2 separate regions of the Homo sapiens genome follow, and region 1 is linked to region 2. The links are chromatin contacts, found by Hi-C in ENCODE. All regions are on one chromosome and are shown on one strand. The core of a region is the stretch at or near the end of the contact, and the rest is flanking DNA. Distances in the headings are between cores, read along the strand shown.

What was found. Hi-C counts contacts between places; a loop is a spot of excess contacts on that map. Pooled maps may share reads with other maps.
Region 1: a loop to region 2 is called in a map with no recorded cell type, with 19 times the contacts of the local background. The contact joins two enhancer-like sites. A Hi-C loop is called at or near these places in 3 of 37 single-sample maps with no recorded cell type and 2 of 50 pooled maps.

What each region holds. Positions count from the first base shown.
Region 1 is chr10:95,234,978-95,237,677 of GRCh38, forward strand. PDLIM1 (PDZ and LIM domain 1) reads right to left here. Exons shown (of 7, transcript NM_020992.4): 7 at 2,595-2,700. Among named protein-coding and RNA genes, the nearest start is that of ACSM6, 42 kb to the left of the region's middle. Within about 2 kb of position 1,439, at least 7 of the 41 ENCODE cell types and tissues checked have a DNase peak (open chromatin) inside an H3K27ac peak, as active enhancers do.
Region 2 is chr10:92,741,109-92,743,808 of GRCh38, forward strand. No RefSeq gene overlaps it. Among named protein-coding and RNA genes, the nearest start is that of HHEX, 53 kb to the left of the region's middle. RefSeq lists an enhancer at 1,360-1,699. Within about 2 kb of position 1,288, at least 4 of the 41 ENCODE cell types and tissues checked have a DNase peak (open chromatin) inside an H3K27ac peak, as active enhancers do.

The DNA.
Region 1 (2,700 bases), core at 189-2,688, 2.5 Mb after region 2:
CTTCTATTGGACAGCGATGAAGCAGCAATCACCCATTTACAGATTTACCAAGCTTGTGGACTATCTGCCACTAGCAAGGTACTGAGCTGAGTGCCGAGGAGAAAAGGCTGAAAAAGACAAAGGATCAGCTCTCATGCAAGGCTTCTTTCCTTTCACGAGATGAGTGATTAGTGTCTTGTGTGATGCATGCCAAGAAGGTGTCCCCTGGGTATGGAAGCATAGGAGAGTGGCATCCAAGTCATGCTGGGCAGTCAGGAAGCCTGTCTGGAGGAGGAGGTGGCTCAATCTCGAAAGACAACAGAAATTTATTAAATGTTAAAAGTAATCAAGGGGTGCAGGAAGAGCATACCAAGTCAGAGAAAACAGCTTGATCACAGTCTGCATGACTCTGGCTGAGTTTTTCCTCTTCAAGAAATTTTCTGAAAGCTTAGTAATTAAAGATGGCTACAGAGTTAGACTGTTCCTTCCAATCTTTTCATTTTAGAGGAAGCATGAAAGAGAAACAATCAGATAAATATGGTAGGCATGAAGCACAAAAAATAGGCCAAATCTCAAATTGCTCTCAGCAGTAATTTTTTTTTTTTTTTTTTTTTTTTTTTTTGAGACGTAGTCTCACTCTGTCACCCAGGCTGGAGTGCAGTGACACAATCTCAGCTCACTGCAACCTCTACCTCCCAGGTTCAAGTGATTCTCCTGCCTCAGCCTCCAGAGTAGCTGGAACTGCAGGCATGCACCACTATGCCCAGCGAACTTTTGTATTTTTAGTAGAGACAGGGTTTCACCATGTTGGCCAGGCTGGTCTGAAACTCCTTACCTCAAGTGATCCACCCACTTCAGCCTCCCAAAGTGCTGGGATTACAGGCATGGGCCACCACGCCCGGCAGAGCAGTAAATATTTGTATGTGCCAAATACTGGGGGCAAAAGGGAAGGGCTTCTTTGCCACATAACACAACTGGCACTTAGGGGTGGTAATGCTGACATTCTGTTTCATTCAGTCAGGAAATGAACTCCTCATACAGGCTATATTGAATAGTAATAATGGTCACCTGAAGCTGTTGGTGTTTGGCCTCCCCTGGAAGCAAGATATCTGTATGAAAGACCCACACCTAAGAAGTAATACTGACAAATGTCAGACATTTGATTGGCACATTATCTGAGGAGAGGGATTAGAGAAAGTTCTAAGTATCCATGACTCATCTATTCCTTACAATCAAAATCCAAATCATGACTGTTAATGTCTTTGTAAATGAGTCAGACCTGCTGTGGTTCAGAGACTTTTCATTTTATGTTGATTTCTAAGAATTGCATAGTTTAAGCCACCTTGACTTTTATAAGCGTAGAAACAGATGGGGTTTAAAGTAAGAACTCATTAACTGCCAAAAAATAAAAAAAAGAAATCGAGAGCTTTAACATGACATGATTTTCTGCCTGAACAGTTTCAGTTCTGCTTGTTGTGGCACTACAACAGCTCACGTGCATGAACTGTCCATCGTACATTCTGGCTTCAGAGTCTGTGGTATGAAATCCTGGTACTGATTACAATTCTTACTATTAGAGTATGTACCATGTTAGTGCATTCATAATGAAAGGTCATGAACTATTACCAAGGGTGGTGAGCACTGCTCAAGAATAGATGGTTGCTCCTTTGGAGGAAAGAGGGTTGCTTGGAGTACCCTGTCCGCCTCTCATAACAATCACTTAGTCTCAGTGTCTGGAGGGATGGGGGCACCACTGAGCCCATGAGGGATTAGTCACCAGGAGATAAACTGTGGTGACCTCAGATCTTGACTCAGGACTCGTTCTTAGCAGCCAGGGTCCTCAGTCTCCTCTGTGAGGAGGACACAGTGGCCATGTCCTGGGCTCTCTGCTGCTGCTGGACACTTTCCTGAGGTTGCTGCCCTTCATGAAGGGGAGCAGCTGTGATGTCAGCAACCAGCCTGAAGAGGGACTTACTAGGGAATGTTTCCAAGCCAACTGCTAATGCTCCCACCTATTATTTGGGAAGCATTCATTTCCTCAGATAAGCCTCAGAACAGCCCAATGCAAAGAAAACTTGATTTCATTAAAACAGAGCTAGGGGCCGGGCGCGGTGGCTCACGACTGTAATCCCAGCACTTTGGGAGGCCAAGGCGGGCGGATCACGAGGTCAGGAGATCAAGACCATGCTGGCTAATGTGGTGAAACCCCGTCTCTACTAAAAATACAAAAAAATTAGCCGGGCGTGGTGGCAGGTGCCTGTAATCCCAGCTACTCCGGAAGCTGAGGCAGGAGGATGGCGTGAACCCAGGAGGTGGAGCTTGCAGTGAGCCGAGATAGCGCCACTGCACTTCAGCCTGGGCGACATAGCGAGACTCCGTCTCCAAAAACAAAAAAAAAACAGAGCTAGGTATCTTATATTAGCTTTACAGAAAGAGGATTTCAAGCAAGCTTCGAAGAAATGTAAGAACAGAGCTTGTTAAGATGCAAGTTGCGGGGGAAAGGCCAGTAAATCTGAGAGAAACAAGAAACCCAAAACAAGAAGACAGGCCTCAGAAATCTCATCAGGCTTGAGTAGGAAATGGGACACATAATCAGATAACAGACACCACACTGCTTTGTAGTCTATACATTTATTGAGTAAAAACAAAATCAGTGTCAGACACGTTATATTTGATTGGGTTCAAATTTGGCTGATGTCCAAATGCAGCAGAGAAGAACGG
Region 2 (2,700 bases), core at 38-2,537:
GTGTCTACAACCCAAGTCTGGCCAAAAAATATCCGTAGAAGCTTCCTCTGTGGGGCTTTCAGGAAAGCCCTATTGTTTTCCTGAGAAAAAGGGACAAGTCCAATCAGTACACATGTTTTGCCCTTGACCCCTCCCCTTCTTTCTGTGTAGAGTATGAACACCATGCTGGAGGGGCAGCAGCCCAGCTTTCCATTGTGAGGAAGAAAGTCAGGCATTAAGAGTAGCGGAGAAAAGTTACAAGGAGGCTGGGACCTTGTTTTCTGTAAGCAGCTGCCTCAGCCCTACCTCAAGACTTCTATAATGTGAGAAAAAGAGAAAAAACCCTATTTGGTGAAGCACTATGTTCAGTGACTTGCAGCTAAGTAAAATTTTAACTGATGCAGGCCGGGCGCAGTGGCTCACACCTGTAATCCCAGCATTTTGGGAGGCTGAGGCAGGTGGATGACTTGAGGTCAGGAGTTCAAGATCAGCCTGGCCAACATGGTGAAACCCTGTCTCTACTAAAAATACAAAAAATTAGCTGGCATTGTGGCAGGCACCTGTAATCCCAGCTACTTGGGAGGCTGAGGCAGGAGAATCGCTTGAACCCAGGAGGCAGAGGTTGCAGTGAGCCGAGATTGCACCACTGCACTCCAGCCTGGGTGACAGAGTGAAACTCCATCTCAAAAGAAAGAAAGAAAGAAAGAGAGAGAAAGAAAGAAAGAAGGAAAGAAAGAAAGAATCAATCCCTATCTCTACTAAAAATATGAAATTAGCTGGGTATGGTGGCACGTGCCTGTAATCCCAGCTACTCAGGGGGCTGAGACAGGAGAATCGCTTGAACCCGGGAGGTGAAGGCTACAGTGAGTCAACATTGCACCACTGCACTCCAGCCTGGGTGAGACAGAGTGAGACTCTGTCTCAAATTTTTTTTTTTTTTTTTTACTGATGCAACTAGAAAATAGAGGAAAATGTGAAAATTATAAGCCTCCGGAAAAACTTGACATATCTTGACAATATTGGCAGCCAAATGTAGCTGGTCATTAATATAATTTTCTATATCTATGTGCTGAAACAAAATAGCCACATCTACCTTCAAATAATTACACAAATCTATAATTATGGAACAATCTAAATACAATAAAAGAAAATACAGAGAACAATGAGGATATGTAATTGAGTGACCAGATCTGGTCAGGGAGGCTTCTCTGAGGAGCTGAGATCTGTTCTGAGACTAGAAGGATGAACAGGAGTTTATTAGGCAAAGGTGGTGGCCAGAGTGAGAAGCAGCAGCATGCATGAAGGCCCCAGGGCTGTAGAGAGCACAGTGCTTTTGAGGAACTGAAAGTAGTGCCCTGTGACTGAAATATTGAGAGTAAAAAAGAAAGTAGCACAAAATTAGGCTGGAGACATAAACAGGGGCCAGATGATGCTGGGCCCTGTGGTCAGTTTATATTAAGGATTTGGGTCTTTATCCTAGATCAATGGGAAGTCACAGAAGATTCTAAACCTGTAGCGTGACTTGGCCAGATTTGAGTTTAACAAAACAAGTGACATTCAAATCATATGAACTAGGACTGGAGATGTGAGGCTGCAGGTGACGTGGGGAGCCTATTTTGATACCAGCAGAGGATGTGGGCAAGGTGAGAGATGAGGACAGCTTGGATTAAGGGGTGTAGTGGAGGTGGAGAAAAGTTATGGGATTTGAATACCATTTAAAATGTAAAACTTACAGGGCCTGGTGATGGAGTAGACATAGATGTTGCTGGGTGGAGGAGTTCCAAGAGGACTCCTCGATTCTGGCTTGCAAAACTGGATGTCCAGTAGGGGATGGGGGTGGCATTTACCAAGAAAGGAAACCTGGAGGAGGCCTGAGTTGGGTGGGGGGCATCACGGTGAGTTCCCACTGAACACACCGAGCACGAGGAGCCTGGAGACACCCACGGGGCTATGGGAGTAGGTGGTGTGAGTAGGATCTGGTGCTTAGCCGAGAGGTCTGGGCTGGAAGCATCAGCATTTAGATGGAGTGGATGAAGTCATAAATCATGAGATCATTTAAGGAGAGAAGAGAGTGAACAGAGAAGCGGGCTTAGGACCAAGCTGATACCAAGATGAATAACCTTGTTTTCACCCTCAAGAAGCTTATGGCTGTGTAGAGGTGATGAGCTATGCACATATGTAATTACAGTATAGTCAGAAAAGGACTTACACTCTACCAATACCATAAACGATGCATTCGGAGGAGGAAAACATTATACCAGCTGAAGGGATTAGCAACAACTTCATGGAGACACATTTAAGACCATCTTTTTTTTTGGTGGGGGTGGGGCAGGGTCTCACTCTATCGCCCAGGCTGCAGTACAGTGGCATGATCATGGCTCACTGCAATCTTGAGCTCCTAGGCTCAAGAAATCTTCCTGCCTCAGCCTCCCAGGTAGCTAGGACTACAGGTGCGTGCCACCAAACCGGGAAAATTGTAGAGATAGGGTCTTGAACTCCTGACTCAGGTGATCCTCTTGCCTTGGCCTCCCAAAGTGCTGGGGTTACAGGCATGAGCAACTGCACCCAGCCTTAAGACGATCTTTGCTGTATAGCTAGAATAAAGTGAGGTGGATGAGGGTAGCGATGGGCTTCCAAGTGGAAAGAGTGACTTGATGAAGGGTATGAGGCTGAAAAACCAAGACCCATGGCAAACTTCAGGGAGTTTAGCTTATCTGGAGA